Linked DNA regions of Mus musculus: region 1 is linked to region 2. The links are chromatin loops, found by intact Hi-C in ENCODE. Cell type or tissue: heart. All regions are shown on one strand. Links, peaks and the distances in the headings refer to the core of each region. The heading gives the core; the rest is flanking DNA. Region 1 overlaps Rcsd1 (RCSD domain containing 1). Region 2 overlaps Pou2f1 (POU domain, class 2, transcription factor 1).

Evidence for each region. Peaks named below come from ENCODE experiments on the same cell type or tissue, not always from the same donor. Only the 100,000 strongest peaks of a DNase experiment are listed, where the experiment ranks them.
Region 1: a loop joins it to region 2, with 5 times the contacts of the local background. A loop is called at or near these places in 11 of 42 quality-filtered maps.

What each region holds. Positions count from the first base shown.
Region 1 is chr1:165,646,571-165,662,367 of GRCm38, reverse strand. It overlaps Rcsd1 (RCSD domain containing 1), which reads left to right. Exons shown (of 7, transcript NM_178593.3): 4 at 2,924-2,995; 5 at 4,666-4,869; 6 at 6,332-7,063; 7 at 12,158-13,423. The coding sequence ends at 12,190. Among named protein-coding and RNA genes, the nearest start is that of n-TPcgg2, 12 kb to the right of the region's middle. In heart, for the core only: CTCF peaks have their summits at 7,154 and 8,672; DNase peaks (open chromatin) are centred at 6,676 and 8,677; H3K27ac peaks cover 945 bases.
Region 2 is chr1:165,943,730-165,959,526 of GRCm38, reverse strand. All of the region lies in intron 1 of Pou2f1 (POU domain, class 2, transcription factor 1), which reads left to right. Among named protein-coding and RNA genes, the nearest start is that of Pou2f1, 51 kb to the left of the region's middle. In heart, for the core only: no CTCF peak of the experiment used is centred there; no DNase peak of the experiment used is centred there.

The sequences.
Region 1 (15,797 bases), core at 4,722-8,721, 300 kb after region 2:
TTAAGAGCACTGGCTGCTGTTTCAGAGGACCTGGGTTCTGTTACTCCAGTGCCAAGGAATCTGATGTCTTCGTTTAACCTCTCTGGACATCGGTGCACAGAGTTACATGCAGGCAAAGCACCTGTACACATAAGGTTTTTTTTTTCAGCCAAAATAAATTCTGAAACATTTAAAGGGCCGAGAAGTCACAGCTACCCCCCCGTTGAGTAGGTGCGGAGTCCTGGGTCCACCTGCTCTGGGAATAACTTCCCCTCCACTGAACAAGGGTAGTCTTGTGAGGTGAGAAATCCCAGGGGCTGAGTTTAAGAAACTCTGTGTTTTTGTTGGGTCCCCACCAGTGCTGTCATCATGGTGCTGTGACTTCATGGGGTTCCCAGACAAAGCTATGACCAGCAACTTCTCTTTACTGAGGGTCAACTTCTCCTAGCAGCTCTTCCCTGCTGAGCTTGGCACCTCTGCTGTGGTATAATGGGCTGTGGCTGCGGCCATCTGAGCTGTCCCCTGATAACCTAGGCTTGCCCCAAGAGGACTCATTGCTCCACACTAATACCTTATTTGTAAAATGAGAACGAGAACATCAGTGGAGGGGGCGGGGGATGCAGAAGCGATGCTCATGGGAACGAAAACAGATGCAGTGGGTCGGGTTTGTAGTGACTAGAGTATACAACTTCATTTCAGGGACTTTATGAGAATAGAAATTTAGAGCTTTCCTTGAAAAGTTAAACTCGAGGAATGGCCAAGGGATAGAATGGTTTTAGATTGAAAATCCATTCTGGAGTGAGATGCTGTGTGTTCATGACAACATTGCCCCCAGGGTTAGTCACTTTCTTTTTGCCTTGAAATTTACAGAGTAGGGCATCACGAACCACAACAGTGATGCCAGCACTTCGGAGGATTGCTAATTCAAGACCAGACTGGTCTACATAGCAAGCTCCAGGCCAGGATGTCACAATGAGACCTCTGTCAGAAAGAGGGTGCAGTTCACCTGCCTGGCAGGACTAAATGGAGGTGTTACAAGCCTTTGTAGTGTGTGCAGCCTACAGGAGCACCTACATCCCACAGGCACAGACGTTGCTCACACATGGGGGTGGGTAGGATGGCTGGGACTCCTATATATTCTGTGTCTGAGATGTGGAGTCAGCCCCAGAATTTCACCTACAGACTACAGGCAAAATGACAAGTTACCTTACCTGGGAAAACCAAATGACAGGGTGTTGAAAGGACATGAACACCACTCCATCCAAAACTATCAGATCAACAACTTATATCATAATACATTATTGGGATGGTATAGCAATACACATAAACATAAAAATGTATGAACACCACGTTGGTTCATCTCCACTGACTGACTTAGTCCCACCACTGGCCTGATGCCTGTGATTAAATTATCAACTAAATGTTGCCATCTGCTGTCCATGGTGTGAATTACATTGGCAGTTGTACGGGGCTTCATTCTGTTTTGTAGTCAAATCAGTACAGGGTCCGCAGTCCGACATCTGCTAGGTCTCTAGTACTGAAATTATATCACCTAAAGTGAACTTTGGTAGCAAAATTTTTGCTGTAGTTTCTAAAGCTGAAACTTCCAAAACACCATTCCCTTGTGAAGACCAGAAATTAAGAACCTCCCAGTTGGGACAGGAGGATCTTGACACTCACTAGAAACAAAAGGGTCCATGACTGACTGCCTCAGCAAAGTGTCTGACGAGGGAGACTCACAGCGATAATGGCAACCCAGAGCTTGAAGGGAAGGCCTCAGCATCCTTTGCCTTAGCCACCACATCCTGACAGGACAGGCATCCATCTGCCCACCAAAAGCAGAGTCAGAAGGAGGCAGGTCTCTGAGTCCCAGTCATCCACTGCCCCACTGCAGCATACTCTCCCTCGACACTGGGAGTCGACACCAGCTGAGTCGGTCTCTCTTCTTCTACAACTATAATATAACCAGATGTCTCAGAACATTACCCAGAGATCAGCAGTACTTCTCTTCTTATGGTTTCCATACACTCATATATGGAGACAGGGGTGGGTTGGAGTGGCCCAAACTATTGGAGAAACCCCTCCCGTGCTTGGCCTTGTCTATCAACCTGAAAGGCGTTTTCCGTTTCTTCACCCTCCCTTAATCATTACGTGGCTGCTGTCCTTCTTGCATTGTAGTGGGAATTTAGAATAAAACCAGGCACCAATCTGGAATTATACATATTTATAAATATGTAATCTGGAAGCAGGAATGATTCCTGGTGTGCACTGATCACAAAAGTAATTAGCAGAGTATACATAGTAGAGAGAGCAGCCTCTGACTGTTAGTTATGGGAAGAAACTAAATCACCTTCATCCTCATATAACTAACACAATCCGTGGTGGGATTGGTAGATACTTAACACACACATCGGCCTGTTTATATGAATATTCAGTGTTGGGGGAAATTCTGGCATATGAACCACGCTGTTGGTGGAATTTTCCAAAGTATTAATCCAATGGAGGGGCTTTAATAATACCTCTGCCTGATTTCATTCCCAGCCTGTGATTTATTGCTTTGTTTGTGACCAGAGAGTGGATGGCCATTTTGCCTTTGGTCTGTGAAATTCCCTCCAATTGTTAAGTTGCCTCGCAGAAGGCCATGAGGTGAAGGCCTTGATCCCCACAGACGTAGTTTTTCCTCCTAATGACAATGAAGTCATTCTTCCTGGGATGGGAGGTTTCCTGTGATATGAATGTCTGCCCCGACTTCTCAGCTCAAACTCGTGGTCTTCCTTGTGATGAGGTGAGGGGGTGGGAACAGCAGGCCTGTCTCCTCTAGGCCTGAGGTAAGTGGTACGGCACCAAAGCGGTGATGGCTTAATAGCCCACCCTCTCTTCTCCCTCCTCCCTCCGCCCTCCTCCCTCTAGCTCACTTGGTCATTTTGGTCTGTTTGTCCTGTAGAAATCACCATCCGGCGCCAGCCACCCACCTAAAATCAAGGTGAAGAGCTCACCCCTGATCGAGAAGCTTCAGGTATGTGCAGAACACATCCTGCTTCCCACACACTCCCGTGACATGACATGACGTGACGTGACGTGACGTGACATGTATGGTGCTGCCCCTTCCTTCCTGTTATCACATGGTACTTAAAAACAAAAACACAAACAAAAAGTATGGCCTGGGCTTAACAGTGCTGTTTCTCAGCTTGTGAGTTTTCTATACATCCAGTTCTGTCCTTCAGAGATTCTCAAGGCCATCAGTCTTGCCTGGGGGCGGGGTGGGGGGATATTGTGATTTGGGGTATTTATTAACCAAGCAATGCATGAGAGTAACCAGAAATCATCTATAGAAGATTGTGGAGGTCGGACTAAAAGTTGGGACAAATAGAGGACCAGAAATGGTATTTAGATTTGCTAAAGCTCATACGGCAGCTATTAAGAGAAAGATCCTGTATTTGGAGTTGGGTATGTGGGATTTTCTGGTGCTCCATCTGCCTCTCTTGCCTAGTCCCCTCTCTGGGAGGTCCTCCGTCTGACCCGCCCAGTTATATCAGAAAGATTCTATTGTGTGGGATTGGAACTACAGAGAGCAGAAGCAAGATGTGTGCCCCTAGAGGGCGCTAAAACTCTGTGGCCTGGTGATGTCGAGTGCTTGCTTAGTGTGCAGATAGGCCAATTCAGTTCAAAGTTCTATTCCTAGCACCTCAAAAATCAGCATGGTGGAACAAGCCTGTGATCCCAGCACCCTAAAGGTAGCAAAGGAGGCTCAGAAGTTCAGGGTCATTCTAGGCTAATTAGTGAGTTGAAGGCCAACCTGAGCTCCGTGACACCCTGTCTGGGCTGTTCGCACGTAATCCCTCCATAACCTTCCTGCTCTAACATCTGTAAGGTTGATTTGGGGCCTGCCACCTGTTCCCCAGCCAAATCTGTAGATTTCTTAGGCTTTAGTTACCTTTGAGTAACTCTCCCTTTGGTCTTCGGTGTCCCTTTATATCCATGTTCATCTGGTGTCACCTGTATCGTGGTGACTGGAGGGCAGACACCCTGTAGACTGCCGTGTCCATCAGTGTGCTGTCTCTAAAGACAGAACTCTCCCTGGAGGCTCGAGAGACAAGGAGGCCTGCCATGAGCCTCAGGTGATTTAAGCCACCTTCCTGATGTGCCAGGAGACCAACACTGACCGTGTAGAGTCTCTGCAGAGGCAATAGCTGCACATGGCAGATACTATGAGCAGCAAATGCTCCTGGCTAATGGGGGGATGACATGGGTGCCAGATACTGCAAGAGCCTGAGAGGTGTTGGGTGGTGGCGACACTCCTCTGTTGTCACCACTACCACCATCATCATCATCAGTTAGGGTCTCACTATGGAGCCCCAGCTGGCCTAGACTTCCCAGACTGACCTCAAACCCATGGAGATCTGCCTGCCTCTGCCTTCTGAGTGCTGGGATTAAAGGCTTGCAGCACTATGCCAGGCCAGGGCAGTTCCATTCTTGTTGGGCGTGTCTAATAGTGAATCCACTTCATCCTGATCTGAGCATCCAAGGTGTCGGGTAGGCCATGCTTCTGGAACAGCCACAATGTAAGTGACAGCGGATGATTGGTTGGGGACATGAACACAAGCTTGCTGATAGCTACCCTCAACCAGCTGTGAAGCCAGTGAACAAACACAGCAGAAGCCCTCATCTTCTCCCCTTTCTTGGCAGGCCAACTTAGCCTTTGACCCGGCAGCTCTTCTGCCTGGGGCTTCACCCAAAAGTCCCGGACTCAAGGCCATCGTATCACCATTTCACAGTCCCCCTTCCACACCCAGTAGCCCCGGCATCCGATCCCACCCAAGTGAGGCAGAAGAGGTGCCTGTGAGCTTTGACCAGCCCCCGGAAGGAACTCACCTGCCCTCTTACAATAAGGTAAGTTACTGCTCGCTTGGACTGTGGTGTGCTGAGGAAACTTTTAAGTGTTCAAACTTTCGACTATTGTAAAAAAGACATCACCTACAGGGTTTGGGGGCCATCATCACAGAACATGAAGCTCACTATTGGTCAGCTGTTAGCTGCAGGGGTCTGCTGTCTCACAATGCCAGCTGCAGGGATGCGCTTGAAAGGAAATAAAACTTGAGACATGTTATTCATGTAATTTATGTCAAATAGCCCAAAGAGTTGTTTGTGAGCTTTGAAACCTGGGGCTAAGAACATAGCAGAACAGGCCAGGACATGCCCGGGCAGGCCCGTCATTACATGTCCTGACTGGCCTAGTGCCTCCCTATCTCCCGCCCTTCTGACAGTCTGTTGATGTTTAAATGGACCAATCATGTAAAACCTCGCCAATTCCTCCCCCAGCCCCACCCCTTTTCTATAAAAACCCCTAGCTTCCAAGCCTCGGGGTCGAAACCACTGTCTCCTGCGTGAGATACGTTTCGAACCGGAGCTCCGCCATTATGGCTCCACCATGTGGTCAACACCTCTGTCTCCTGTGGGAGATATGTGTCAGCCCGGAGCTCTGTCATTAAACTACCTCATGCTTTTACATCAAGATGGTCGTCTGTTCGTGATTCTTGGGTGCTCCGAACAGAAATTGAGTGGGGGTTTCCCCACTAGGTTCTTTCACGCTCTCTCCAAGCTCACTCTCCTTGTCTTTCACACGGGTCCTAAGGACCCAAACTCAGACGCTCACTCTTCCTCTGCAAACGCTTTGCTCACTGAACTGCCTCCGCACATTGTTAACACAAGCAAAGCATTGCCATCTTCCTGAGACAAAAATCTGCAGCTCACCAAGTCATTCTACAAACCTCCAATGAGATTCTCAACCTTCCTAAGACTGCGACCCTTTAAGACAGTTTCTCATGGTGTGGTGACCATAAATTATTTTGTTGCTACTTTATAACTATAAATTTGCTACTGTTAGGAATCATAAGGTAAATATCGGCTATGTGATCCCTGTGGGGGTCGTGACTCAGAGGTTGAGAACCACTGCTCTAGATTCTGATTTGTAATGAACAGCAAAGAACTTTACACCCTCCTAGGAAATTAAAGGAGCCTGTAGTGTTTTGTTTTTTTTCCCAGAATACATAGCCCTCCACCTGGCCTTTTAAATTTTTTTTATATTTTTTTATTAGGTATTTTCCTCATTTACATTTCCAATGCTATCCCAAAAGTCCCCCATACCCTCCCCCCCACTCCCCTACCCATCCACTCCCACTTTTTGGCCCTGGCGTTCCCCTGTACTGGGGCATATAAAGTTTGCAAGTCCAATGGGCCTCTCTTTCCGTTGATGGCCAACTAGGCCATCTTTTGATACATATGCAGCTAGAGTCAAGAGCTCCGGGGTACCTTTTTAATTTTTAAGATAATGTTCCTTCATATCTTCTTCCAGGTGCGGACTAGAGGCTCAATAAAAAGACGTCCTCCCTCGCGGCGATTCCGAAGGTCTCAGTCGGACTGTGGGGATTTTAGAGATTACAGGGCTGTGGAGCCATCTCAGGAAAACGGTGCCAGGGAAGAGAATGGGGATGACGTGTTTGCTAGCAAGAGCAAGGACCCCGGGTCCCCTCAACTCAACCAGGAGGCTATGGCAGACGGGGTGGAGGGAACTCCGTGGTCTGCAGAAAAGCCACGGAGAAGGAACACGTGTAACAGCACAGAGAAGCCAGAGGAGCTGGTCAGGACCCCAGAGGAGGCGAATGCTGGAGAGAAGGTTGGACAGAATCCAGACACAGCTAGTCAGGGTCATCCAGAGGTCCAGGCGCCATCGCAAACCGGCAGCCCAGAGGCTGAGAATGGGTGCGGAAGCCCACGGGAAGAGACAACCCCGGGAGAGCATACAGACACTGGGAAGGCCACTGAAGGGACAGCCTCTGAGGAGAGGGTAGCAGATGAAGATAGGCTCGGACAGAAAAGCCCAGACGCAAATATGCCTGAGGAGGAGGGAGTGGTCAGGGAGAAAGCCCCACAAACCTCTTCTGGAAAAGCAGAAGGTACTACTATCGCAGAGCCGGATACAAAGCAAAAGGAGGAGGCGCCTCTGGAGCCAAGCTGTAGCCCAGGGGCTGACCATGCTGCGGGAGAGATCACCAGTGAGATCCAGAATGAGAAAGCAGTCTCCATGGTAGGTGGCCCTGATGGTTTATGCTGTATCAGGACCAGAGCTGCCCCTATCAGCTCTGTATGCAGAAGCAAAGTCAACAGCGCCCTCTACCCACCACCCACCGCCACTCCCCACCCAGTGCTGACTGAGGAGAGACTGCCCTGTCTCTGTTGTGTTCTGGTCTGCTTCTAGCTGACTGGGTCAGCTTCTGGGTATGCATGCAGTGAGCCAGGATTGGCCATATCTCAGTGACTAACGTTGGCAATGTGAACTGAAGGGGAACAGGGTGCTGCTGCTGTTGGGGTCCTGAAGAGAAAGAGTCTGTGTGTAGAGAGAAGGGTAGGACATCAGGGACACTTCCAAGCCCAGGAGGAGGCTCTGCGTGATATCCACCCAGACCCAAGCAATGTCTCAGGTTGCCTCTGACTAGGGAGGTGGAACACTTCCTGGCCTTCTGTCTTAACTGCTCGCTACCTGTCTGTTTCAACTAGCTCCCAGAAATTCCCCTTAAATTCACCTGTCTGCCTTAGGAGAATCCTGGGGATGCCTTGGAAGTTCTGCAAGGACAACTCAGTGCCCTCCCCAGCCTGTTCCTGACAATTTCCTTGGCCTTGTCATCTTTATGTTCTCCTTTCCCGTGTTGGTAGGTCACTCAGCCACTATGTGCGTCCTACTACAGTAGCCTCTTGTCTGCCTTCCTCCCATCCTTGATAGGGTTCATTCTTTACACAGTAACCAAAGGGTGGGTAGACTGGTGGGTAGTTGGCTGGCTGGGTCTACTCTTGGCAAAATGTCTCACCTCTCTTATTAGGGTTTCCAGACACATTGCCACAGGCTTAGTGGCTTAAAACAATACCAATGAGCTGGGTGCGCAGCGCCTGCCTGTCGTCCCAGCACTCAATGTGAAATGGAAGGTCAATGTAAATTCAAGGCTAGCCTGGGCTACTAGTGAGTCCAAACAAAAAGGCATAGTGAGCCCGTGAAAAAGTTGAAGACCCTGCCTATAAATAAATACATAAATAAGCACATAAGTATAAATATAAATAAATAGATAATAGATAGATAGATAGATAGATAGATAGATACATAGATAGATAGATAGATAGATAGATAGATAGATAGATACATAGATAGATAGATAGATAGATAGATAGATAGATAGATAGATAGATAGATAGATAAAGGAAATGTACTTTCTCACAGTCCTGAACATCAGAATTAGGACTCCAAAGTTAAGCTGTTGATAACCTGAGCCCCTCCAGAGGGCTAAAGGAAAACCTGTCTGTGTTCTGTTAGTTGCTGTCTGCACCTCTGTGATCTTCCCTTGACCTCCCCTCCCCCAGCTTCTGGTCGGGGATCATAAACGTTTGGCAGTCAGTTGCTTGAGGATGCCTCCTCCGATCTTTGTCACCATCTCTGTGTGACCTCTGCTGTATCTGTGTCTCAGATTTCCTCCTCTCTTCTCTCTTATAAGCCACCTGTCCTCAGATGCAGGATGCGCCTTAAAGCCATGTGACCTCTTCTTGAAATCCTGCACCACATCTGTTGCACTCTGCTTTTCAAATAAGATCTTGGTGAAGGACACACACTCTCTTCCCTGGCCCTCCCCGGAGCTGGGCTCTGGCCATCTGCTGTCTGCTTCCTGCAACACACCAGATTCCTTCCTCACTCAGAGCTTCCTGCCTTTCCAGCCCCTCCCAGTGAGAACGCTCTTCTTTCTGATTCTCCTGTGACTACTTCCATCCAGCCTATCCTTCAGGTCTCAGGTGACAGCGACCTCTTCCCTAAAGCCTGCCTTGTGACATCTCAGGCAAAGGAATCTGCTCCCACCCCCCAGTTATTCTCTCCCATAATTCCACTGCATCATTCTCCTGGGGTTTTTGATGTTTGTTTAGATTTATTTATTTCATTTTATGTGTATGCATGTTTTGCTTGCGTATGTGTGTATGTGTAGTATACGCATGCGTAGTTCCTTTGCGCATGCGTAGTGCCTTTGGCGGCCAAAGAGGGCGTCGGAACCTCTAGAACCGGAGTTAGGGATGGTTGTGAGCCACAGTGCGGAAACCAAACCCAGTGACCCTAACCACTGAACAATCTCTCCAACTCCTCCCCTGCTTATTTCTATTGTCTCTTGTGCTATTCCTCTACTATAATCCCAAAACTTACAGTAGAATCTGGACTATGGTAGGTCTTTAAAAATACGTGTAGAGAGAATGAGTGGTTTTTAATCACCTCATTAGTTTCCTGAGACAAGGTCTTAGTTTATAGCTCAGGGTGTCCTAGAGCTCACTGTTAGTCCAAGAGGCCTTGAACTCAAGGAAATCCTTCTGCCTTAGCCTCTTGGGTACTGGGATGGGTGTGTGCCACTATGTCATCTGAGTGGATGGATTTTTAAAAGGGAGTGAGAACCCCTTGGCCTAATGTAAATGGCTCATAATGGTAGAACAGCAGGAACAGGAGGGGCTGCCTGGCTCTGAGGCTCCCCGCAGGCCTCATGGCCTACTAGCATACAAAGGAAATCCTTTTCCAACTGAGCCGTCCTTGAATTAGGGTTAGTCACTAGGTTTAGAATCTTCTGGAACCTGGAAATTCCACTAAATCCCCAGAAGATTACACCAAATTCCCAAACCTTTAGTCCTCTTGGAATCCAAGGAATGCTCCACCAGTGACCCCCCAGGCCATTTCCTGGGCTGGGAGGTTCCTGCCTTTTTGACAGCATCTCCTGGTCCTCAGGGGTCAGAGTCTCCTGGGCTGCTGAGTTGGCAGGACTTTGTTGTTTCAGGAGAGTCTTAGGTAAAGGGTGGCTTCCCAAAGAAAATCCAGGCAAGTGCTATGGGGCAGGCTCTCTGGTCCTCTCTCCTGTTTTATACTCTGTATTCCTAACCTAGAGAACCCTGGCCAGGGGACAAAACACCTCAACCGTACTCTCCCCGCAAATAGCAGCTCAGACAGAGAAAGAAGAGCTTCACAATCCCTGTTACCCCACCTCCTACCCCCACCCCCTACGCCCCACTCCCCCCACAGCCCTAACACACCCCCCCAACCCCCACTCACCACTGAGAGGCAAAACTTTTATACTATTTAGCCCACCCTCCTGGTTTTAGAAAGGAAGGCATGTAGGTCTGGAGATTGTCCAAGGACACCGAGCTCCAACAGTGCTAACCTATTAGGCCCCTGTTCATCAGAGTACAGTTTAAGGAGCACCTCTGCCGGGGTGAATTATCTGTCTAATCTGTGAGGGCTTCTGCTTCCTATCTTCTTTGGTCCCTCTCCAGCCTGATCCAAGATTAAAGTCAGAATGCCTCAGACTCTAGGGCAAAAGGATTCCCCAGAGGCAGAATCTTGGCACATCCCTAGGGACCCAAGCCTATCCTGGGTCTTTCCAGAATACCTGGCTGGCAGAAACAGGCAGTAAACAGTAGTAAGTGGTTTCCCATTCCCAATCTAATGCCCATTTTGGGCTTTGATTGATGGAAATCAATTGATCAAATAAATGAATTCCAGTTGAATTCATTCAAGTCAGCACTGATTAGACATCTTTATGGATGCGGGACAGACTGGGGGTTCAAAGTAGGGGTCATAGGACTTGGGACTCTGTTGATAAGGAAACACTTGCCAGGTGCCGTGACACACACATAATCCCAGCACTTGGTAGGTTGAGGCAGGCAGAAGAGAGGTTCCAGGCCATCCTCAGTCACATAGCCTGCTGAAGGCCAGCCAGGGTTACAGGAGCACACATCCACAAAAGGCAATAGGGATGTCTTCAATTCATCCCACGCTTTAATGTGCCAACCCTAAATATGGGTGGCCTCCCTTACTGCCTAACTTGATTGCTTCTCCTAGTCAGTTTTTCTTTCTCTGTTGGCTGATGTTTTTTTCTTCCACAGCAGGAGATACACATCCTGAGAGCCTGTGTAACTCTGAGAGCCTGTGTTTATCTGAGAGTTCGTTCCCCTGTCTGGGCTTACTGCTTCCTCTTTCTTTCCCTCAGGAAATGCGGTCACTAAATCTTGCCATTGGGGCCCCTTATCCCTTCTGGTTCATACGGGGGCCCCCTCCCTACACTCCACCCACACCCCATCCACACAACTGTCCTTTCCCAAGATCTCTTTCTTTTCTCCCTTCCTTGGCCAACTGCCATGCCAGCTCTGGGCAACTCCGTCTTCCTGGTGTCTGTAATCACAGCTCACTCCCTCTGAATCCCTGGTCCTCAGATCCACCCTATTGATAATCATCAAATTTCTCCTCCTTGCATCCCACTTTGCTAGCCACTGAGCTACCCCACAAACGTGATACTGCTTAGAAGTAACTCAGTTCACACTTCTGGGTTTAGGCTCCCTGGACCCAGCTATGACTATTGCCTGGGGGCCCTCTCACCATGCCTCCATCGTCTCCTTCCTGAGCATCCATGACAACCCCAGCCAAAACCACTACAAACTCAAGAACTTGCTTGTGTCCAGTCTCATCCACTAGGACGGACCACATCACAAGCCCTGAGCACATTTGTAAATGTGTTTACTTATCATCTAAACAAATAAACAAACACAGAAGGACCCAACAGTGCCATTTTTGATGAGCATTGGACAAACAGCTCCTTTGTTGTGATTTCTGTCTACGTGTACAGTCTACTACTTCTTATTTGCAGTGCTGGGGACCAAACCCAGACCTCAGGCATGCATGGCCAGGTCTCTACCTCTGCATCACAAAAGACAGTCTTTTCTTTCATCCTCTCTCTGTTGCCAAAAATCTTGACTAGTAATTCAAGAAGAATGACGTTGAATGGAAAGAGAAGGGCGAAGCTAGGCTTCAAAGAAGGAGGGTGTTTAGTAGCCGGAGTCTGAAGCTCTGGTCCCTGGGATGGAGTCCCAACTGGACCACTTGCTAGTTGTGTAACCCAGGAAAGTCATTTCTGTCTCTGTACCATAATTGTTTCAACTGTAACATAGAGTTAATACAACCACCTAACTCCCATGGGCGAGGTGAAGATTAAATGGTGTGTGAATAAGTACATCGGGAATATTGTCTGCTGGCTCACTCCTACCTCATGAATTTTTTCCTTGTCTCTCACTCTGAAGGAGCTCTGCTGAACGCTGTGTCTTTCTTCCCCGTTCACAGGATGACATCCCCATCGAGGATACCCGAATGTGATGAAGGGCTCAGGGTACCAGTGATGGGGCCACTGGAGACATCTCCTTGGAAACAGCAGCAGTAACAGCAGCAGCAGCAGTGCATGAAGCCACTGCAGAAGCAGAATACACCGAGCATCTGGAGACAGCCCAGGATGCAGGGTGGATGGTCCCCCGTAGGCTACACCAACCGTCTCCTCACTGGAGATGAGAGCTGAGGACAGTAGAGTTTTATCAACTTGAGTTTGTGTCACCTGACGCACGACTCAAAGTTAAATATATTTAAAGCAATTTGGTGTGGTGTCTGCTCCACGACCTTCCTGTTGATCCCCAAGTCTTCCTGCAGCCAACCTCCCAACTAGGCTCTTGTTGAACTTGTGTAAAGTTACGGCCTTTTTCTATCGTTCTAATGTTTTTATGGTTCTCAGACGTAACTTACAACTAATTTTAGGTAGATAAAGAAGGTAGTCTTGTGGAGAATAAGATTCCCTAAGTTACCGAGACCTGAAAACATACCAAAGCCCTCACGACGACCGTTCTGCTTGCTCCAGATGGGAATCAGCTGACCAGTTTCAAAAACTCAAAGAGATATTTATTAAAACATTTAAAGTCGTGTTCCTGCCTGCTCCAAGGACAGGAACTTTTCCCTGTCCCACACAGCCTGGCTGATGAGAACAAGGGGAGGTGATTGATCCATCTCATCCCATCCAAAGGAGAGGCAGGATTCATCCCCTCCACCCCTCAAGGTGCCACCATATGCCTGCCTTGCTCTGAGCATGGGTTGTACTCTCCTGGAAGGTTACACTTGAACAGGAAACTGGCCGGCCTCTGGGAGGGACGTTCAGTGTCCGCAGTACAGCTTACCTTCTGAGAGCGTCTCTCTTCGCTTCTCTATGAAGTTTTGTTTGTTTGCTTTTGTTTTTGTTTTTTCAAATCTCACCATGTAGACTTATATGTAGCCCAGGCTGGTTTTGAATTAGTGATCCCCCTGCCTCTGCCTCTAGATTGTGGGTATGCATCACTGTGCCTGGTTCTCAGTAAGCATTTCTCAACTCCAAGTTCTTCTCCCAGACTCAGGAGGCATGAGTTAGGGTCTCCAGCCTGTTTTCATCAGGAACTCCTGCTCAGTATCCTGTCCGGGGATAAAACAGGGTTTGCAGGAATATGGGTCGGTCTGATATCCATTCCTCTGATCACCCTCCCCTCCATGAACTCCTGCTGAAGAAATGTTAACATAAATAAATGATGAATCTTCCGGGTTGGTTCTTATTCTGAATTCAGTAGCTCTGTGTCTCAGGGTGCAGACCTGTATTCTAAAAGGGATGGTTTTCCTGTTAGTTCATTAGATCACACCAACTCTGCCTTCAGAAAACACTCTCACAGACAAAAGAGCCAATGTCACAGGTGGTACCACAATTTCTCATCCGAGTTAAAGGTTTCCTGATTCCAAGATAGTTTTAATATGTGAGACATGTTATTTTTCAAAACAAATTTTAAAGTGGTTTCTAAGTTGTCACAGACTTTTGAGCTGGTCAAGACTGACAATGTCATACACATTATAAGCTTTGAATTTTAACAAAATTCAGGAGAAAGTATATGTCTGACATTTTTTTAATCTGGGTATTGTCTACCTACTTACTTGTCTGTCACCAGAGATGTCCACCCCCTGAGGACCACGCGGTTTTATATGTGCATCTCAGTGGATTGTTTCCACACTCACAGGACTGCTTGGTGGACATGAGGCATGGCAACTGTGAATAACTTATGATTGTGTGTGGTGGGAAAGGTGTACAGCAGGAAGGGCAGGCTTAGACATAGAGGAGACTGTTCTCCTAAAGATTCTGAGCATGTTGTAGCAGACAAGAAGGGAGCAGCTTTGAAATGTAGTGACACTGTGACACCACAGGGACATGCCTGGTGATGTCAAAGGTACCTTTGTCCATTCCCCAATCCTAGCTCCTGTTACTTACGTTATTTGTTCTAGTTTATGAAAATAGCCCACTCTATTCCCGGGGGCTCTTCAGTCCCAAGAGTCCTCTTGGCAGGGTGTTCCAACAGGGCAGATGCTTTCCTGTCCTCCCCTGGCAATGTTTGCTCCCCTTTCTGAAGCAACCAAGACCAAGTGCTGCACTTCTATGGTAGATAGGGAGGACTCCACATTTGGGGGTTGTTGAGACAGGGTCTGTCTACAGTTCTGGCTGTCCTGGAGAATACTTTATAGATCAGGCGGGCCTCAAAACTCATAGAGATCCCCCTGCCTCTGCCTCTGCCTCTGAGTGCTGGGACCAAAGGCATGCAGCACTGTGCCTAGGGATGATATTTGGCTTTAAAGATCACCTGCAGCTAAGCTTGGTGACTCACGCCTGTAATCCCTTTACTAGGGAGACCGAGGCAGGAAGGTCTCAAAGACTTTGAGGACAGGATGTATGCACAAAGCTGGTCTGTGTCTTGAGTGACAGGTTTTCAGAACCAGGCAGGGAAGATCTTATTTTGTTTGGATTTCTTTAAGGGTTTGAAAGAAAACAGATTCTCCCGTAGCGATGAGTTGAAGAGTAGGGCATGCTTTCATGGCCTTTCAAGTTCAGCTTGAATTCCATACTGCATCCTTCCTCCAGGAAGTGGGGAGGTGGGAAGAGACCTCCCAGATTTAGAGACTGCGTGTTCCTTTCTGTTGCTGTGTTAAAACATCCTGAGCAAAAGCAGCTCGGGGAGGAAAGGATTTGTTTAGCTTGCACTTCCAGTTCACAGTCCGTCACTGAAGGAAGCCAGGGCAGGAACTCTGGTAGGAACTGATGCATCACAGAGGGATGCTCTTTACTGGCTTGTTCTTCCTGGCTTGCTCAGCGAGCTTTCTTTGAAGGCGCAGGTCCACCTGCCTAGGGATGGCACCGCCCACAGTGGACTGGACTCTCCCACATCAATCACAAATCAAGACGACTTCTCACAGTCATAGGTGAAAGTGGACTGGGCAATTCTTTAATTGAAGTTCTTTCTTCTCAAGGTGGTCCTTAGTTGTGTCAGGTTGAAAATAAAACATTAAGTTGACAAAATTACAATCACATAGATCAACTTCATATAGAATTAGTTAATGGGTGCCTTAGTGTTTCTATTGCTGTGATGAAACACCATGACCAAAGCATCTTGGGCAGAAAAGCATTTATTTGGCTTACACTTCTATTATCATTGGTCATCATTGAACGAAGTCAGGACAGAAACTCAAACAGGGCAGGAAACTGATGCAGAGACCATGAAGGAGGGCTCCGCCCTTCCACATCATCACTAATTAAGAAAATATCCCGGGGCTGGAGCCCTGGCAGTAGTTAAGAGCATTGGCTGCTCTTCCAGAGGTTCTGAAGTCAATTGCCAGCAAGCACATGTTGGCTCACAACCATCTGTATTAGGATTCTATGCCTTCTTCTGGTGTGTCTGAAGACAGTGACCGTATACTCATATACATAAAATAAATAAATACATCTTTAAGAAAGAAAGAGAGCGGGGCAGTGATGGCACACGTCTTTAATCCCAGCACTTGGGAGGCAGAGGTAGGGGGATTTCTGAGTTCGAGGCCAGCCTGGTCTACAGAGTGAGTTCCAGGACAGCAAGGGCTACACAGAGAAACCCTGTCTCGA
Region 2 (15,797 bases), core at 5,231-9,230:
CTGGTTCCAGGAGACATGAGAGAACTCCTTCCATCCCATGTAGGTGATCTGCATATAGTTCAATGCCCCATATGACAGGAAGTCTTTAAACTTTTAAAATTCACTTTATATCCAATTGCTGCCCCCCCTTTCTGATCCACCACCCACACAGTCCCTTCCCTATCCCCCTTCCCCTTCTCCTCTGAGAGGGTAAAGGCCCCCCTGGGTATCCCTCCACCCAGGCACATCAAGTCTCTGCAGGGCTAGAGCGTCCTCTCCCACTGAGGCCAGATAAGGCAGCACAGTTAGGGGAACATATTCCACAGACAGGCTGCAGCTTTACGGACAGATCCCACTCCAGTTGTTGGGGGACCCACTTGAAGACCAAGCTGCTACATATGTATGGGGCCAATACAGTTCTTAATAGCAGCCTTATAAATTTCTGTATATCGTGCTAGGTAACTGATACAATAAAATAATAAATTTAAGAAAGCTTTGTATTACTTTACTGAAGAACAGTAAACCCAAAGACTAAGACATTTGGGGCTCTCAAGGGGAGACTTAGGAGTACTATGTTACGGTTAGATTCCACTGTCAGGTGCTGCTGAGCAGTTTAGTTTACCCAATACCCTTTTCTTTATTTTTCATATGTAAAATTGAATGATAAAAGAACTTACATGATTGTTCTTGTGAGAAGAAACTAGTTAATGCCTGTCACACTGTGGCTATTTAAAAAAAAAACAAAACAACAACAACAACAACAAAAAACCTTGAGCTAGGAATGGATTTTATTTTATTTTTCTTTTAACAGGGTTTTTTAGTGTGGCCAAGGCCTGAATCTCACTATGTTGATTAAGATGGCCTCAAACTCTCAAGTGCTGGGACCAGCTTTAGTTTTTATATTTATGATATTAAAAAAATGGGAAGGTGAGTGACAGATTAGGGGTCCACAAGGCCTAATGTTGTTGCTCTGTATAATTATTTCCCAGAAAATGCTAGTTTCTGGGAATGTTTATGCTATTGTGAGTATGGTAGTTTGCCAATGAATGTTAGAATGAAAGATAGCTGTTAGATGAGAACTGGAGTTAGAAAAGAATGATTGTGGATACTACTGACTAGAGAAGGAAGTCACAGTTGTGACTACTGGTGATTACTTACAAGGGGAAAAAAAACAAAGCCAAACAAAATGAAAGTCAGTAACATTGTAGAAGTAGCAAAACCAGTGGAATCCAGAAGGACTTCCTCTTTTGGAAATGGGGTTAGGAATGTTTTAGGGTCCTCTATCTTTCTGCTGTGTTTAAAAAGTTAGACTCAAGAGTGATGTTGAGCTTTATAGTAGCTAGTTATTATAGTTTGCTAGGATAAAAAAATTTCAAGTACTGTCCCATGTTTTCAAGATTAATTTTAAAAAATGTTTTAAAAGTGTGTGTGTGTGTGTGTGTGTGTGTGTGTGTGTGTGTAATATGAGTACATGTGCGTATGTGGGTTATGGAAGTCAGAGGACAGCTTTTGTGTTGGTCCTCACCTTTGACCATGTTCACTGCTTTGTATTGGGGGCCAGCTGACCCATGAGCTTCTTGGGGTGCTGCTGTCTCTGCCTTCCATCTCTCTTTAGGAATTTTGAAATTACAGACACATAAAACATGTGTCAGTTTTGCAGAAGTTCTGAGATTTGAACTCAGGTCTTCATGCTTGTTTGGCAAGCCTTTGGACCACCTTTCTAGTTTAATGTTCTGTATTTAAGATCAGCACATGAATAATAATTCTTTAACTTATGGGTATTGCACATGCACATATGCTTGTATATCACATTTGTGCCTGGGGCCAATGGAAGCCAGAAGAGAGTGTCAGACCCCTAGGAACAGGAGTTTCATTCAGTTATTTATGAGTTACCATGAAGGTGCTGGGAATTGAACCCAGGTCTTCTAAGAAGAGCAGCTAGTGCTCTTAACCACTAAAAGACGACCTCTTTGGTCCCCTAGTGTTATGTAGTTAAAGATCTTATTTATTTACTTATTTTTTGTTTTTCTGTGTATGTGAGTGCATGCACACATTTATACAGGCACACAAGTGAGTTTGCAAAGGCCAAAAGGAGGTTAGGTTCCTCAGAGTAATGGGCATTTACATTTACAGATCACTGGGCTTATACGCTGATGCTGGGATCTGAACTTTGGTCCTCCATTTGAGCAGCAAGTGCTCTTAACCACTGAGTCATCTCTGCAGCCCTTTTCTATAGTTTGGGAAGTAGTCCTCCATGCTTTATGTTATGAAGGAGATTTAATAAACAGTAAGAAATGCATAAGTGCTTAATTGTATTTATTTTTATAATAATCAGTAAATGCTTTTAATTAACCAACTTCACACATTCTGCCGTGGAAATTTGTGGAGATAGTAAATTCTTAGTTACTTCAAATTCAAGCCAGATTCTTCAGTATTTATTCCTATCTGCCCTCCAACTATCCTGTTTTTCATTTAGGGTGCTAGGGTAAGTTTTCTTCTTTCATTTTTATTTCCTTGATTAATGATTTCACATTTCTACTGGTTTTAAACTGTATACATCTCTAAGCTAATATCTGAATTGTAGTAAATAATGATACTTTCTGTAGTAATTGAAAGTTGCTTGAATGTTTCTAATCCGAAGCGGTCCTAATCTGAAGCAGTCCCTGGAGTGTTTAAAGCAATTCTTTTATTTCATAAATTGGTTGTTTACTTAAAAGTGATGGAAATTATTATTGGTTAAGTGAGAAATGGCTCAATGCTCTGACTTCTGCTCCTTTTCTTCTACATAGACCCTGTTGCATCTCCTGTAAGCAGTGTGTAAACTCTCCATCTTCTGGGGACAGAGTAGGAAATCCTGTTCCTATAGAATACACCTTGTGAAGATTATACATCAATAATAATAGGGTCATCTAATTTTGAAGAGCTTTATAGAAAAGAAAAAATGGAGACTACTGTGCTATTTTAGTTTTGTATAGTTTTCTTTCTTCACCGTGCATTCTTATTATATGCAGTAGTTGACCTTCCATTTTAATATTACTACTAGCTGGTGTTTGTTTTGTTTTACTTTCTATTGGTCTCTTTCACAGTAAGAGCAAGTAGTTGCAAGGTATTTAATCTATTGAATAAATAAATTGTTGGGCTTTGTTGAAAGTTTTTTTGTGTGTTGCAGGGATAAATGAGTAGTTCTTATCTGTCTTATATTCAATTCATGCTCACATTTTTTTCTTTATTCAGAGGTGGTAATTAAGCTATTCTAAATAATCTGGCAGCTATGGTGTTGGTATAAGAAATAGTAGCGTTAAGTTAAAGATGATGTATCTTTATTCTGCCACTAATGTATAACATCTTTATGATAGTAATATGCCAGAATATCATTTTTTCATCTATAAAACAACGAATGACTTCTTTATAGGATTTTGTTAGTATTAAAAAGGTAATATTTAAGCATGTCCAGCATGGTGTCTGGTACACCTAATGTTCAATAAATGGTTGTCATATTAAAAACCAGATAGCAGTGTATTTTAGCTGCCTCCCTAGTTCTCCGATTAAAGGCGTGTGCCATTACCTCCCAGTTTTAGGGTGATCTTAATAAAACTCTTGAGTCACAAAAACTTAGAATAAGAGTTAGGATATCACAATTTAAGGCTCACTCCCCTTACAAAGTTTATCTTATTCTCTAGTGCCCTTGTCAGGTGTTTATATCTCAGCTGCTGTGGAGCTTTTTTCTTTGGACAAGACATTATGATAGGTTTTCAGGGGACTTCTGAGTTGAATAAGGTTCTTCAGTCTAGTGCCTGTGAGAAATGGCAGTGGAGATAGATCGTGAAGGATGACATAGAATATGAATATTTACAGAGTTTCTGATAACAGGAACCAGGTGGGACAAAGGAGAGGAGCTGATTTGTTGCAGGAAGTCATGAATATGGATACTCCCATGAGACTGGATGAAGGAAAGTACAGGAGTAATGAAGTGAAAGTTTCCTACAGTGTGACTTTCTGTATCCATCAAATGAATTGTTAAATATCTAACTGTGATATGATCAAATTTGCATCAGAAAATTATAGGAAAAAAACAGCAATAGAATGAAACTTCTTTTCCCATGAACTTCAGATTGTAGTAAGAATGTAATTTAGTATTTAAATCAACTTAAAAATACTTTAAAAGTGGATTGGGGCTGGGGGTGGTGCCGCATGCCTTTAATCCCAGCGCTTGGGAGGCAGAGGGGCAGGCGAATTTCTGAGTTCAAGGCCAACCTGGTCTACAGAGTGAGTTCCAGGACAGCCAGGGCTACACAGAGAAACCCTGTCTCAAAAAACAAACAAACAAAAAGTGGATTGGAACACAGGCACAGAACAAGTTGCAAAAATGACTAGGCAGATTTGGCAGAGTAATTTCTAAACAGGAAAAAGTGGTCCTTGAAATTTACATTTCAAATGCATTTGAAAAAGAAATTTTGAAGAAACTAATAGTAGGTCTTGGGAAATTAATCAGATTACTACTAGTGTTCTAGAGGTAGATATGAAGAGAAAGTAAGATACAGAGAACAGAATGAGAAGTGCAGTGCAGTTGGTGTTCTAGAGAAGACAGTTCTTAATCATCATTTCTAGTGTACATCCTCTGAGAACACCATCCAGGGATATGGAAAGGCGTTCACTAGAAACAGTGGAAAGCTAAGGACACTGGGAGAAAGCAACCTTTGAGCGTATATAAAGATGAAATGATGGTTTTAGATAGATAAACTGAGTTGCTTACCACCATATCCTTTACTAAAGGAGCTTCTAAGAAACATTTCTTAAGATTGAAGGAAGCTGAACTCAGAAAGACTGAAGTACAAGAAGGATAAACGAAAAAATGGAAATATATGAGTAACTATTAGTAAACTATATTCAATTTATTTTATATTAACAGAGCAGTTACCAACTTTCATCGTCAACCGTTGCAGATAGTACAATAAGAATTTTTCAAGAGAAGCTGTAATCTTAGCTCTCTCTCAAGATTATTTTCATCTTACAAATGTCTCTGATATAATTTGAAATGAATGAATGTCTTTTTAAAAAATGTGTCTACTTGCAGGCTGCTGAGCTAATTTTAAATTTGAATAAGAAAATTTAAAATGAATCTAATGGAACTATGTTAACTGATCTTGCTCCTTAGTTATCAGTCTTTACTGTCAGTGTTTTACCATTTGAATCTGGAATTGACTGGTGAGAATGCTCAGCTTTCATTGTACGCATTAGAAGCCCGTTCCAAGTGCATTGTTCCAAGTGCATATCCTAATCCTGGAGAAGCACAGACATAATAAAATGGAGCTTGATGTTCTTCATATGGCCAAGGGCATTGCAGCAGAATATATATCATGTCCTTTATAGCTTTAGCCTCAGAGAGGGGAAGTTGCTAGAGAGTGTTCTGTTTGCTTGCTTGTTTAACTGCTGAGCCCTTGGTATTCTGTGAGAACAATATATAGAATTTTATTAGTTGCCTTTATTCAAAATCAACAGTGAGTGTTCTACTCATATTCTAATCTTTTTAAACAAACCTTTAATTGTGAACTAAGTCTCATGCTTGATTTAACATTTGTTGACTTTCCCAGAACCATTTTTTCATTCATGTACAAGTATTTGGTTGAGCCTCTCTCAGGTTCTACCACATATGTGAAATTGCTGTTAAGTAAATAAGACATAATATCTTGTGTTCAGAAAATTTTCTTTCTAGTGAAAAGCAGAAATCAAACAAGTATACAAATTTTAAAATTATGAGTTTTCAGAGAAAACAAGGTGAAGTGATAGATTAATTGATTTAAAAGATTAATTGATTGTCCTCACCTGAATGAACATAAATTGCGAAGGCCACGGGGCATATTTGACTGAATGTGGCATCCTTTTCCATATGAGAGGATATAATATTAAAATGATGGGGATTTTCATTTTATAATGATATAAAAACTACAACAGCTCTTCACAATTTAAATGCTTATCTTCCTTAACTCAGGGAAATATGTGAGAGGCCCTATCCTAATTTTTATTTTATATTTGGCTCTATAATGTGGAGAACTCAGCCCCACATTAAAACACTTGGTCACAGATGTTTGATTCATCAGCTGTGTTATGTGCTCTGTCCTTATGTATTTAGACAGTGGTGCCACTGTATGTAAAAGCAGTACTTGTTAACTTTAGCAAGATCTTTACATAAGACAAAAGATAATACCAAAGAATCTTGGTGTTTTAGATATACAAGATAATATAAAGACAGTAGCTATAGCCCCAAGCCATGTTAGAGAATTTAAACATAATAATTTCTTTAGAATAAACTGTATTTTATTGATGAGCTGATTATTTATATAGGTTTTCTACACAGTAAATTCTTTTTTCCACAATGAATTCTTTAAAAATGTATGAAAACATTGTTTGTTGTTGAAACTTTAGTGTACATATATTCTTTTCGCGGAATTTTTACTCCTGGCTTCTTTGAGAGTAAAGCTGTAGAAATCTCTGCCATGGTTTTTGTGGATTGTGAAAACAATTGAGAAGCTGTAATTACAATAGATGGGTTCTCTAACTGTCTTGTGGAGTCTTTTCCTCAGTGTCACCATAGGTAGTAAAATGTGATTGCAATGTAGAAGACTTTTCTCTCTAAAGAAGACCAGTGATCCCTTTAAGAAGGGTCATTGTGAATTTCTTGTTGTAATTGCAGAATGAGTGAGTTTGAATATGAAGGAAGAAGAGCCTAAATAGGAGAGATGCTCTGGGGCTGCCTTTCTCTACAAAAGGTAAATCAGAAAGCATCTGCTGTGGCTGTTTTACCATTTTTATTTTGTTTAAGAACAAACATAGTAGGCAGTTTTCCTTATTTGATGAGCAATGATATCAGTTTGACCGGATTTATGATACTGAAAGATTATTGGTAGGAACTCATTAAAGGGCAACATTTTGGAAATTTATCCAACTGTTCTTTTCGAATTCACACAAAATGACACAAACTGAGGCCAAATAGATAGTCAGCATTATTTCTAAGCAATCTAGCCTTTCACTGAAAAAAAAAATCTTCCTGTATTTATCCATTTCCTTTTAACTGAAAGCCTTTTTGTTAACAAGTCTTTAAGCTTAAACCAAAATTGTCCTTCCTTGTCTAAGTCTTCTCTGTCTTGAATTTTTCTTATAGATCTCTATTAAACCAAGCTTTAATAGAGACCACAACTGCTTTGTTCTTTTGAGTTTCTTTCTTTGTATCAATATCAAGGTTACAAAACTGATTGTATAGGATTTCACTCATTTAGTTATAGGTTTGATTAATAAGGTAAAAAATATTTAGCCAGACACTGGGAGCCAACCAAATATACAAATAAATAAATAAATAAATAAACAAACAAACAAATAGTTCAGCTAAAAATCTTATACTCAAAAAATAGAAATTTGTAACATTTCATGTGTTTAGTTAGGAAAAAATACTCCACCAACAGGTAGATAATGAAAATGTGGTATATATATACATAGTAAAATTCTACTCAGTTGTAAGTAGAATTTATAAAAAGGGCTTGATCTGAAAAGTATATTAGATGAAGTAACCCAGACTCAGACAAAAATTACATATTCTCTCTCATGAAGTTCCAAACTTTAAATGTTTGCATGTATAGAAAGAAAGGAACGAGGAAGAGTTGGCTTAGCCATGAAACTAGATAGGCGGCAGTCTCAGGTAGGGCTTTACTGCTGTGAGCAGACACCATGACCAAGGCAACTCTTAGAAGTACAACATATAATTGGGACAGTCTTATAGGTTCAGAGGTTCAGTCCGCTATTATCAAGGCAGGAGCATGGCAGCATCCAGGCAGGCATGGTACAGGAGGAACCCCATGCCCATGCCCACAATGACACACTTACTCTAACAAGGCCATACTTCCTAATAGTGCCACTCCCTGGACCAAGCATATTCAAACCATTACAGAGGCTACAAGGTGGGAAGAAGTGCTGAGCAAAGGGGATAGGACAAAAGACAGAAGTGACAGGAGGCAAGTGGGAAGGAGGCTACTGGAGGTGGAGGGGGCAGAAGAGGAGATGGGAGAGAAGAGAAATAGCACAGTTTGTTGGAAAACATATAAGGAAACCAGATTCTTTATAGGCTAATAAATCTTTTTCAAAAGCAGAAATATAGGCCTGTGGAAACAGCACATCAAGTGAACACCGTTAATACATAGGCTGAAATGGCTCTATGTGAGGTGATTAGTCTGAAGCGCATTCTGAATCCATTTCTTATTGATTCTTTATTGCTGTCTTTGAAGACCTAGGTAGGGTTCATTCTTTCACAGTTCTTTTCCCATAAGAGTGGAGTAAATGCTGACAGTACATTAAGTTGATTCCTTAGGAAAACATTCTTTGAATAAGGTACACCTGTGGTACAACTATCCCAGCTTTAAAAAAACAACATGGTGGCTGGGCAGTGGTTGCGCACGTCTTTAATCCGAGCACTTGGGAGGCAGAGGCAGGTGGATTTCTGAGTTCGAAGCCAGCCTGGTCTACAGAGTGAGTTCCAGGACAGCCAGAGAAACCCTGTCTTGAAAAACAAACAAACAAACAAAAAACATGGCAAGCAAAGGAAAGGAAACAAGTGTGTATTTTTTTCTTTCTCCTGTTGTCTGATTTGTATGTTAAGTCACCTGTCTGAGGCTTGATATGTGTAGCTCAGGGAACCATTTACCTAGTGTCATATGAGACCTTAGGTTCCATCTCCAGTGGCATCTTCCCTCAAACAAAAAGTATGCATGCATATATGACCTAAGAAAATTTCACCATATTACTTACACAAACAGATCCTGATAATAAGGAAACACTTCATTTGAATGTCTTTGTCTTTCTGATTTGTTTTGGTTTTTTTCTCATAAATTGTGACCAATCTTTAGATTTACTTAAAGTAGTTAATTGTCATGCTGGAGTTGAACCCAAGACTTGTACATAATAGGCAAGTGCTTTACTATTGAGCGTACATCTTTAGTCCCCAAATTTTTAAAGTACATTTTATGGGATAGTACTGAAAGCACTTAGCAATTTCACAAAATGACCTCGTTGGTGTCTTAATTAGGGTTATTCTTGGTGTAATGAAACACCATGACCAAAAGCAAGTTGGGGAAGATAGGGGCTCACCCTTCCACATCATAGTCCATCACTGAAGAAACTCAAACTGATGCAGAAGGGGTGCTGCTTAGTGACTTACTCATCATGGTTTTCCCAGTCATTTTTATAGAACCCAGGAATGAGACCGCCCACAATGGGTCAGGCCCTCCCTTATCAATCATTAATTAAGAAAATGACCTTCAGCAGGGTGTTATGGACGCATTTTCTCAACTGAGGTTCCCTCCTTCAGATAATTCTGTATGTCAAGTTGACATAAAACTAGCCAGCGCAGCTTGTTGAGTCCATCATTTTTAACATCTGATGTGTTTGAGCTAACTAGAGGCTTTTTTCTCCATTAACTATTTTAGTATGTCTATGATAGCTTTCATGCTGCTAGCCTAGTTCTTTGAAATGTTACCCATTAGAAATATGTTTTTAAAAAGTTTTAGTACATCAAGACAGTATCTAATAAATTAGATACTAAAGAAATGCATACTTTTATGTTTTTAAAGAATTCAGCAGTGAAGGATGTTAAAGTTTGTGGCTCAGACTTTATACTCTTCCCCATATAAACATTTTCTGTCTTGGAAAATTTGTTTTTATGAAAGGATAAATGGTTAAATTTTCTGCCCTGGGTGTGAAGACCTAGATGGTTGGAAATGAATATGAATGATAGTGAGTGAGTTAGCCTGGGTTCAAGACTCTCCTCTCCTTGTATAATAAAGACTCTTGGTTACCCCTTGGTAATGTTGCATGTAACAGAAACAGACCTGCCCAACTTGATACTCTGCATCTTCTTTAGACAGAGGATACCAGCCAGCAGACTCCTTTCAGAAGGCTAGTAAGCTCCTTAGATTTTATTCTATTACTCTCACTCGGATTCCAAAGAGTAGAATAAATCCCTGCAGTTTTTCACATATCTCTCTGAAGTTTGACGCTGTAAATCAGTGTTCACACTTTACACTGTTCAGAATCTTATAGAGAATTGATTTCAGAACATATTTCTGGAACCTCCGCCCTTAGAGTTTCTAATTTAGTAGATCTGATGTAGGACCCAAGAATTTATATTCTAAGTTGGTGTTGATGATAGTGCTGACCCAGCTACTATCTCTATGACTACAAACACTTTAATTAGGCCAAAGAACAGCCATAGCACATTAATTTAAGGAAACGAGGCACATTCTTTAATTCAGAACTTTAATAAACTGTTAGTCTCTCTGGGTGCTGTTTACTACATTAAGGGAACCCCACCCTTACTCCCATAAATATTGACTTAATTTTTTTTCTCTTTTCAACTTCTTTATGTATGTGTGTGTGTATATATATATATATATATATATATTAGGTATTTTCCTCATTTACATTTCCAATGCTATCCCAAAAGTCCCCCATACCCCCCCCCCACTCCCCTACCCACCCACTCCCACTTTTTGGCCCTGGCATTCCACTGTACTGGGGCATATAAAGTTTGCAAGTCCAATGGGCCTCTCTTTCCAGTGATGGCCAACTAGGCCATCTTTTGATACATATGCAGCTCTGGGGTACTGGTTAGTTCATATTGTTGTTGCACCTATAGGGTTGCAGATCCCTTCAGCTCCTTGGGTACTTTCTCTAACTCCTCCATTGGGGGCCCTGTGATCCATCCAATAGTTGACTGTGAGCATCCACTTCTGTGTTTGCTAGGCCCCGGCCTAGTCTCACAAGAAAGAGCTCAACTTCTTTAGTCAAAACATTTTTCCTAAATTTGATGATTGCCTTCCTCTAATTTAACAGACACACTAGCCCCTGCTGTTAGGCTGGAGGTCACTTTTGGATTAGTAGAAATTTATTTTACTTGAAACTTCAAGCAAAGATAGATTTTTAAAAACAATTGTGTTTTTTTTTTTTTTTTTTTTTTTTTTTTTTTTTACTAAGATACCACAATTGCTTGCACAATTGAAACTTTTTAAATCCGTCTGAGGTCAGTACAACTTTTGGTGAGCCATTACCAGCTGTGTCTGTTGCTATGGAAACTCAGCAGGGACTAGCAGTGTTATAGTTGTAAGGACCACACCTGGCTTATTTGCATCCAATTTAAGTTGAGAAAATTTCTAAAAGAATAAAAGGTCTCTCCTGTGCCAGTGGATAGCAGAAGGAGCTTGTCAGTTTGTAGCCTTCAGGGTGAGTGGGTTTTTCTCTTCCTGGAGGCTTTTAGTGAATATGTTAAAGCTCATGTTTGTTCTGTGTGTTCACATGTGTCAATGTTTTGCTACCCTTTTTGTGTAAAGTGATCTTTTTTGTTTAGGATTTTATCTTTGGTTTATACTTTTAAATTTTTAAAGTGTTTTCCATTTTCATAGAGAACTGAAAAAAGAAATCACATTTTCAAAAAGAAAAATCTAATTTCTCATTTGTGCTCAACCTGTAATAACATTTTAGTGAGTTCTTGCTGCTATACAGGCTTACAGGTGATCATAAGCTGATATCTCTCTTTCAGCATTAAACAACACACACCAACACCAAATCTCTCATACTCACCATTCTCACCAAATGACCAAAATTCCAATTAAATTTTGGACTTAAAAAAACTAGAAAACTACTTATTTTTATGCGTTTCCAGCCACACTTGGGGAATTCTTACACTTGACTAGAAGGACACTACAGGATAAAACTCTGGAAAACATTCTAGAGAGTATGATAATTAAATCCAGTCTTCATGATTCAAGCTTGAGGCTCTTACCACATGAAAAAATAACAAGTATTCAGACTTAATTGCTCAGTTTAGTGTAGCCTGAGTTCTTTATTTTTAGTTTCATTGGCTTTTATAACTGTTAGTGCCTTGGCCTCCCCAAGTCACCATGTAGCTACCTTGGTAGTGTGAGACATTGTTTACATAATGAGAACATTACCTAGCTATAGAGATTTTATAAGAAGCAATGAAATAACTCATCTTAAAATATTCTGAAATATATACACATATGTAACTGTCAGACATACTCTAGACAGATAGGCAACTCAAGTAGCCATATTGTTCTTCTTATTGCTATAACATAATACCTGATAGAAGCAACTTTAGCAAAAAAAGCTGTGTTTTAGTTCACAGTCTAAGTATATCATGGTGATGATGAACAGTGAAACTAGCTCTAACTATGGCAAGAGTATGTGAGCTCATGTATCACACTGTGTCCAAAGTCAGGAGGCAGAAAGGCGGGCTGCTACCTGCTCAGTTTGCTTTCCTTTTCCTTTAGTACTCAGTCCATGATACCTTCACAGATATGCTCAGAGATACAGGTGTTTCCTAGGTAACTATAAGTCCAGTCAAATTGGTAATTAAAAAATAACTATCATGTAGAAGCATAATTAGTAGGATGTATCTAAGTAATTTTTATTGAACATTCTAAGCTACAAAATAAGGAAGGTAGTTTGAACTAATTACATATTTGGCTTTTAAATTTTTTAGAATAAACATGTGTGTGACTGTAGAGTATGTATAAATGCATGTTTGTGTATGTGTGTGCGTGTCCATGCCTATGGAGGCCGGAGGATGATATTGAGTATCTTCCTCAGTCACTTTCCCCTCATTTTTTGAAACAGTGCCTCACTAATTTGTTAGACTGGCTTACTAGCCATTGAGTTCCAAATTCATCCGTCTTCATCCACCTAGGTCACAAACGGAGCTACCATTTATGTTTGGTTTTTGCTTTTTTTATGCAGGCACTAGCAATCTGAATTCAGCTGCCACACTTGATTTTGTGTGCACCATTAAACTAGATTTATTCAGAATTTCATGAACTAGGAATATATGTAAACATATAGTTAAACTAATTATGAAAGAGCTTGACATTAAAATACATGGCAAGTGAAAGTCAGTGCCTGTACTAATCCCTTGCTGGTTGAGGCTGTTGGTGCTCTCTGCTGATGAAGATTCTTGACACTTGAAGACAGTGTAACAGTCAACCAGCAGTGCAGAGTCACCCACTATGTGTGCCTATTACTGACCTTCCCTATTTTCCCAATACAAAATGTGATCTGTTTTTTTTAAAGACTATTTTTAAATTAGTAAAAACTTGCATTGACTTATTTGTATCATTTCTAAACAGTTTGATGTTTGCAGTTTGGGAGCGGTGAATGCTAAAATGAAAATGAGTTTTTGGTTTTGGTTAGGAGAATGCGCCTATTAAAGAAAATCTTTAGGCAATTTTTATCCAGCTTCATGAAAGTACACCTTAAAATATATACTCCAAGGACTTTCTCTTTAACTTCATGTTCTTCAGTAAGGTCAGATTATAAAATTTGTTTTGTAAAGGAAGGAATGGGCATAAGAGAGATGCCTACCTAAAAGAGCTAAATGTGCCCTGGTGACTAGTCTAGAGTTCCCTATTGTATGTGACTTTATTCCCTTAAAGTGTTAGTTATTTTATACAGTTTACTCAGTTTTGCCTTTTTCTCTTTTTGTATTCTTAGACTGGAAAAGTAAGAAGAGCTTTCCTGCCTTTTTAATTACCAAACTACTCTCAATTTTCATTGAAACAATTCAAAGAAAGAATGCAGTCTTTCTATACCTGGTAAATATTTTCTACTAAGTAAAACTATTCCTTTAGTAGCCACTGATAAACCCAGGTGTTATGGTGATTGCCTTTTATTTTATGGATTGTCTATTAAAATGACTTATCAAATAAATAATTTTTCATTTTAGTTCTGAAGTCTGTTTAAGATTTGGTGATGTTTTGGAATGTTACTTGGGATGCCTGTGACCTAGTGAGCAATAGAAATGGAGTCGTTAGGTTTAGCATTTAGTATATCATTTGTATTTTATTATAATGAGAGAGTAGCAGTAATCCTTGATGGTAGTTTAATAGAAGCACTTTGTTACTAATAGTTTTATAAAAATAAATCTAATGGCCAGGCGTGGTGGCACACACTTTTAATCCCAGCACTCTGGAGGCAGAGGCAGGTGGATTTCTGAGTTCGAGGACAGCCTGGTCTACAAAATGAGTTCCAGGCCAGCCAGGGCTATACAGAGAAATCCTGTCTCAAAAACCAAAAAATAAAATTAAATAAATAAACCTAATGAGTAAACTGTTATTTAACATTCATTTAAACAATGATCTAAGATTAGAGAGAACAAGTGACTTGTTTAAAGATGGTCAGCTAAGTAGTAGAGAACTGAAACAGACTCCAGATCAGAATCTGTTATTGGTTTTTTATTTTTACGATTTTTTTTTTACTTTTTTCAGTTTCCTTAAATATGAAGTAATATGTCTAAAGAATAAAAAATTTGTAGTAACATTTCATGTGTTTTTATTTTCTTTTGTTATAACTTAGAGTCTATAGGAGTAGAGAAGACACTAGTTTCATGTGTTCCTTGTAAAATATTTCACTTACGCTAACAACACTGTTGGCAACTCTTTGCTGCCTGGTGTGTGTGTGTATGTGTGTGTGTGTATTTAAAACTTACCTACAAACTTTTGAGAGTATTTTGTGCCTGTTTACTGACAACATTCCCACTATATATATAAAAAGTGTAAGATTAGAGGAAATAGGGAGAAAGAAGAGAACGTATATAAATTATTTGGTCCTTTTTACAAGTTACAGTCTTCATCAGTGTTTGGTAACTACATATTTGCTGATTGTTGTGATACTCTGAAATGTGTCTTCCTGGGATTGTCATAGAGTGCACACATGGACAGAGAGAGATCTTTGTCTTTATTTATAGTTTAAGTCTTCTGGAGAAAATATTATTTCAGTATTAAAACGTGGAGAAAAGGAAAAGAACAGCACCTTGTTCTTCAGTGATGTGTTTCATTAGTTCTAGCAATCTGTAGATATTTTACCATGTACAACAAACATTGCTTTTTTGCTATGGTTAAAGCCTAGTTGGAAGACAGAAATATCCATGAGTATCTACTCTTATTCTTTTCATGCATTAAGAGTAGCATTTATTGAATGTTTATCAAGAGATTATAATAATACCCGAATTATTTTTATAAACCCTGGTTATTTTAAAATACCATTCTCACTTTAGGAATACCCTTGGATACAATCTCCCTTTCTTACACGGGCAAGCTTAAGTTCACAAGCCATATTAGTTCCTAGGGATGCCACATGGAACACCACAGCTGCAGTATCTTAAGCAGCAGGAACTTACTGCTTCATAGCTCTAGAGAAGTGGCTCTTGACCCTTCTGACTGAGACTCTTTAGTACAGTTCCTCATGTTGTCGTGACCCCCCCAAGTATAAAATAACTATTTTTAAAATTAATGTTTTCATTGCTGCTTCATAACTAACTTCGCTACCGTTATGAATTTCTATGTTTTGTTTTTTTGGAAATAGAAGTTTGCCAAAGGGATCATGACCCACATGTTGAGAACCACTGCCCCAGAGGCTGTCACTCTAACATAAGGTGTTCTCAGGGTTGGTTCTTCTGAGGGCTATGAGAAAGAATCTATCCATGTTTCTTACCTTCCTTCTGTGTTGGCTCTGTTCAGATTTCCTTGTTTTATAAGGACAGAAACACTAATGACTTCATCTTATTTAGTTGGTTTTAGTATAGTACTAAGTTCATGCATTCTAGGCAATCTCTGTAGCACTGAACAACCTCCCCAACCCAATCATATCATCTTAATATCATTTCCAAAAGCCATATGTCTAAAATTAGGTCATGTTTGCTGCCAGAAATAACAATCATTCCATAGCAGATAGTAAGCCTTCCATTCAGCATTTCCCCCCACCCTGCC